Regions from separate parts of the Homo sapiens genome. Here region 1 is linked to region 2. The links are chromatin contacts, found by Hi-C in ENCODE. All regions are on one chromosome and are shown on one strand. The core of a region is the stretch at or near the end of the contact, and the rest is flanking DNA. Distances in the headings are between cores, read along the strand shown. Region 1 holds the start of ACOX3 (acyl-CoA oxidase 3, pristanoyl). Region 2 holds the start of WFS1 (wolframin ER transmembrane glycoprotein).

Region 1 (2,700 bases), core at 66-2,565, 2.2 Mb after region 2:
CCTAGACGTTTCTTCATGTTATGTTTATAAAAAGGCTAACATGAGAGACCAATGGCCTTGAGAAGCAAAAGATTTAATGCCTCAAGATTACTTTAACTCTTTCCCCAAGCAGATGCCAAGTTCAAGCATTTGGCTCTTAAAAACTCCTATTATTAAGAAATACTGTGTTGCTTGCTAGGAAAAAAGCTTTTAAGACCCAGTAAAAAAACTAACCTGCTTAGGACATGACAAAGTTGGCACATGTGCCTGTACTGGTTTAACACAGGTTTGATCCTAGGTCTTTATTTAAAAGATAGTTTCCAGCTATAAGAGAATTTAAAACCCTCACTGCAAGTGTATTACATAAAACACTATCACTCTGTCTCCCAAAGAGACTCAAAGTAAAAATAAAAGCGAGAACTCCCACTAATTTGTGAAAATTCTCAAAGGAAGGGATAAGGAGACCACTACTACTCCTGCTGCCCTCCTCCCTGCCACCTTGCCTAGTTCATAAGACAGGAGGAAAAGAGAGAAAGCAAAAAGTTAGAAAGAAACAAAAGTCAGATAAATAGCCAGACAACCTTGGCACCACCACGTGGCCCTAGGAGTTAAAAAAAATAATAATAATAACATCAACCCCCGACCTAAACTACTTGTGTTATCTGTAAATTCCAGACATTGTATGAAAAAAGCATTGCAAAACTTTCTGTTCTGTTAGCTGATTCATGTAGCCCCCAGTCACGTTTCCCATGCTTGCTCAATTTATCACGACCCTTTCACGTGGACCCTTAAAGTCGTAAGCCTTTAAACAGGCCAAGAATTTCTTTTTTGGGGAGCTCAGCTCTTAAGACGCAAGTCTGCCGATGCTCCCGGCCGAATAAACCTCTTTCTTCTTTAATCCGGTGTCTGAGGAGTTTTGTCTGTGGCTTGTCCTGCTACAGTAGGTGACAGATGACTTTCATCCCTCATGGGACAACGTTACATCATTCTTATGAAACAGCCATGGCTGCACTCAGACTTAGGAAGGCACTGGCTGTAATGCCAGCACTAAAAGCAAACCAGAACCCAAGTGGAGAAAAGTTAGCTTTCATAAGAGGACTCATCTTTTACGTTCACAAACTTAGGCTCCCTGACTTTTATCGGTAATCAGTACTGAGGACAATGCGTTCCACACCCGCTGGCTGGCTGATGTTTGATTCTGTAACTATACCACGCCCAGAATTCTCTCAAAAGGGAATAAAACACAGGTCAAATTCCTCACCCACACACTCCACAGTTCAACCCCTGCCAGGGAAACCAAAAGCAGGAAAGGATCTCCAGCGGCGCCATTCTCATTTCCGGTCCCAGCACCCCGCCTCCATGACGTCAACGCGCCGCGCCACCGGGCTGCGTCATCTCGGCGCGCCGCTGCCAGGGCTGTACACCTGCTGGCTGCCATGGCTGAGGTGGGCCGTACCGGGATCAGCTACCCAGGCGCGCTTCTCCCACAGGGCTTCTGGGCTGCGGTCGAAGTGTGGCTGGAGAGGCCGCAGGTGGCAAACAAACGGCTTTGCGGCGCCCGCCTGGAGGCCCGCTGGAGCGCCGCCCTGCCCTGCGCGGAGGCCCGCGGCCCCGGGACTAGCGCAGGCTCGGAGCAGAAGGAGCGGGGTCCGGGACCCGGCCAGGGTTCCCCCGGAGGGGGCCCGGGTCCCAGGTCGCTATCAGGACCCGAGCAGGGCACGGCATGTTGCGAACTTGAGGAGGCCCAGGGCCAGTGCCAGCAAGAGGAGGCACAGAGGGAAGCCGCCTCAGTGCCCCTGAGGGACTCCGGGCACCCCGGCCATGCTGAAGGAAGGGAGGGCGACTTCCCCGCCGCAGATCTGGATTCGCTTTGGGAGGATTTCTCCCAAAGTCTCGCCCGTGGCAATTCGGAGTTGCTGGCCTTCCTCACCAGCTCCGGGGCGGGATCGCAGCCAGAGGCGCAGCGTGAGCTCGACGTGGTTCTCAGAACCGTCATCCCGAAAACTAGCCCACATTGCCCCCTTACAACTCCCAGGAGGGAAATAGTCGTGCAAGGTAAGAGTGTTTTGATAGTGGACGGATATGATTAGATAAAAAAGCATTCATAGAACCTCGGGTCAATGAAAAAGTCCTAAGGGTACTAGTTCCTCTGCGATGTCCTAGGGAGGTTGTTAGGTGTTTCATAGTTTTTTGAGTGGGCGCATAGAAATGTGTGTCCTTAGTACAGAAGATGGGATAATTGATTGGGGTGGTGTCTGGAAGGCTTCAAAGAGACAGTGAAGGACTAGCTGGATATTGCGTAATACCTAGGAGTTTAGCAGGTAAAGCTGTAGGTGTAAAAGTGTTGGGGACCAGCCTCAACACCACCCGTAGGGTACTCAAAGTCCGGTGGCGACGAAGGAATGAGACGAGACAGGTTAAGAGTGCATAAAGATTGGGGGCCAGGGGGCCAATTGCAAAATGGAGGCTGCCAAAGCCTGGGAGCTCTGGTCTCCACACTATTGAGTACAATCACTTAGATCTAAGAAGCGGACGTTCGGGGCGAAAGGGTGAAAGGGAGACAGTGCATCATACATGTCATCTATAGCAGTGGCGGTTTAAATGAATCTCCTTTGTGCTCAAACAGCGTTATCTTTAACTTGTCGGAGAATAACCAGTGGGAGCGTGCTTAACTAGGAGCCTGCATGTCTGACCACATTGTAGTGATTCAAAGGAGTGTCT
Region 2 (2,700 bases), core at 184-2,683:
ACCTCCACAGGAGGAACTTTTCAATCTGTCCTCTTCTCTCTGCTTAATGAGCCCCTGCAAAGGGTTTGGGAAGTGCTTCAGCCTCTCTGTGATTGTGTGTTCACATTAATATTTATTATTTTCTTAAATGTGCATAAATCTCACAATGTGAACAGTGATCATCTTTGAGTGATTTTTTTTCTCCTTTCTACTTTTAGTAATTCTCCAAATTTTCTACAGTTAGTGTGTGATAAGGTGGAAAGACATCTTCAAGACTTTGGGCAAATAACTATGTCTGAGCCTCAATTTTCACATCAATAAAAAATGGGCTCAGTGCCACCTCCCTCCTTGGGTCACTAGGGGGGCCCTTGAAAGCTGTGAAAGCCCCTAAGCCAACCTGGACAGAGCAGGCGAGGCTGACGGCAGGTGTTCTTCCTTCCTCTGTGAGCCTCACAGGGTCACACGTGAACATTGGGGATCGGGGGTGGGCAGTGGGGGCAGCTGGAGAATCAAATGAGGTGACTGACATGAACTACGCCGCTTTGACAAAAGTCCTCCGAAGTAGTGTGTTCAGAACTCATCTCCAAAGCCATCTGGAATATTTGCTCCCAACATGTTGGTAAGCATTATCTCTGACAGTCACTCCGAGCCCCAGTTTCTGCTGTGATAACTAGGACAGGTAGCTCAGGTTGGTTGTGGGGACCAGAGACAGAGCAGGCAGGGTCTCACGTTCCCCAGGGCCTCTCAAGGATAGACCCTCGCCCTCATCTCCAAACCACGCCTCCCAGACAGGAACCAAACTCCCAGAGTCTCCAAACTGCCTGAGCCTTGCCCACTCCCTGGGCTAACACACACTTTAAAGGAATCCCACAGTCACCGTGTGAAAAGCTTGCTACACTGCATTTGATTCTGGGCACTGAAAGCAGTACTTGGCTGCAGACACTCGTTTCAAACAGGCCCCATTTTTCCATCTCTGCTGCTGTTATTAGGGGAGCCCTTAGACTCTCTTGCAGCGCCGGAATAGGCGCTCAAGACGTGTGTTAATATTGCAACAGCAAATATAATGAATCTGCAGTTGGGGACGCTGAGGCCGGAGTGGTGGATGAAAGGTGGCCGGAGCCTTTTCCACGGGTCCAAACCACCTGTTACAGGAGAAGGCGAGCGGCCTCGCTAAGCAACTGGACGTTCCGCGGGCGGGGCGGGGGCGGGGCCGGGGCCCGAGTCCGCTCGGAAACTTTCGCTGTGGGCGAGCCGGACCCGCCTTCTGGCCCCTCGGGCCCAACCACGCAGGGGGAGTGCCGGGCCGCAGCTAGGCGAGGCGCACCGTGATTGGCGGAGATGTGGAGTGATTGGCGGCTACACCGGCCACTCAGCAGGCCGAGCTGGCGCCGCATCCGGGGGGCCGCGTCTGGAGTGGAGGGAGGCCGAAGGCCCCGCCCCTGCCCCGCCCCCTCGTGCAGAAGGCCGCGCTAGCCGGCTCTTCAGCAGCGAGTGCAGATTGCTCCCCCGCGGCCGCAGATCTCCCGTTTGCGCCGCGTTCAGCTGCTCCCGAACAACTTTTCTGCCGGCCCAGAGGCCCCAGGGCGTCGCAGCGCCGCGTGCGGCCCACTCACGGGCCGGTGAGTACTTCGGCGCTGGGGCAGTGGCGCGGTGGCTGTGGGCAGCGCGCAGGAGGCGGGCAAGAGCCCTGAGGCACTGTCCTCTTCGGGCCTCAGTTTCCCCTTCCGAGCTGATGGGTGGCTGGCCCCAAAGTCCCGACAAGGTCCCCGAAGTTGGAGGGCCGGGGGTCCCGCCCGCTCTGCAACGCGCAAGGCGACCCCTGTTCCGGGCCCGAACGGGTCACCCGGGGGGCGCGCCCCGGTCCCCCGCGCGCTGTCGCCTGGAGCCCCGCCGCGGGCGGGACAGCAGGCCCGAGAGGCGGAGCGGCCGGCGGGCAGGCCCCCTCCCCGCGCCCCGCGCCATCCCCCCCGAGTTGCCCCGTCATGCCCCTCCCCCGCGGTCCCGGGACCCACGGCCGCCCTCGGTGCCCGCCCGGCCGTTGGAACGCGCCTGGGCCCCCGGGAGGTGTTGTGGGGGGGAAGGGGGGTTCAGTCCCCCAGGGGGACCCGGCCCGCCCGAGGGGCAGCTTAGGGGTCATTCTGAATCCCCACAGCCCACTTAGGAGCGCTGTGGCAGTTCCTCTCTCTCTCGGGGCCCCTCAGTAGAGAGTTGAGGGGTTTCAGTGGCAGCACCTGGACCCTGCCTCGTATGAACTCCACCCTCTGGATCATTAGCTTTTTGTTTGATCAACGAAAACTTTCTGGAGAATCCTACCCAGCCCTTTTGGATGTGATGGCGCCCTGGCCTCTCACCCACTTAGCAGATGATGTTATGAATTCCAAGGAAGTCGCATTTGTGCAACCCCCCACCACCCAGATTTAACCCTCTCAGTAGCCTTAGGCGGAGAAGTTATAGTCCCCGTTTGACACCCCAGGAAGCTGAGGCTCAGCAGGGTTTGGTGCCAGCCCAGGACCACGAAGCTGATGGGGCAGAGCCTGGTGTGAGGCCTCTGCCCTATCTCTCCAGAAGCAGCCCCGTCTCTCCTCACCTTGGACAGTGACCCCTGGCATTTGGCCCAGGGCTTTGCAGTTTGTAAAGGGCTTTCTCTTATGCCAGCATCCATCACTCAAGGAGCTGTGCCCTGGGTACCCCATGTGCTGGCTGCCTGTTCTCTGCAGCAGG

What was found. A loop is a pair of places that touch in the nucleus more often than their neighbours do. Pooled maps may share reads with other maps.
Region 1: a loop to region 2 is called in a map of CD8-positive, alpha-beta T cell, with 8 times the contacts of the local background. The contact joins the promoter of ACOX3 here to the promoter of WFS1 in region 2. A Hi-C loop is called at or near these places in 1 of 168 maps with a recorded cell type or tissue (CD8-positive, alpha-beta T cell), 1 of 37 single-sample maps with no recorded cell type and 7 of 50 pooled maps.

What each region holds. Positions count from the first base shown.
Region 1 is chr4:8,439,408-8,442,107 of GRCh38, forward strand. It overlaps ACOX3 (acyl-CoA oxidase 3, pristanoyl), which reads right to left and starts at 1,316. Exons shown (of 18, transcript NM_003501.3): 1 at 1,241-1,316. It overlaps TRMT44 (tRNA methyltransferase 44 homolog), which reads left to right and starts at 1,370. Exons shown (of 11, transcript NM_152544.3): 1 at 1,370-2,034. The coding sequence starts at 1,416. RefSeq lists enhancers at 1,204-1,443, 1,262-1,995 and silencers at 1,464-1,673, 1,724-1,783.
Region 2 is chr4:6,268,417-6,271,116 of GRCh38, forward strand. It overlaps WFS1 (wolframin ER transmembrane glycoprotein), which reads left to right and starts at 1,434. Exons shown (of 8, transcript NM_006005.3): 1 at 1,434-1,598. RefSeq lists a silencer at 1,412-1,521.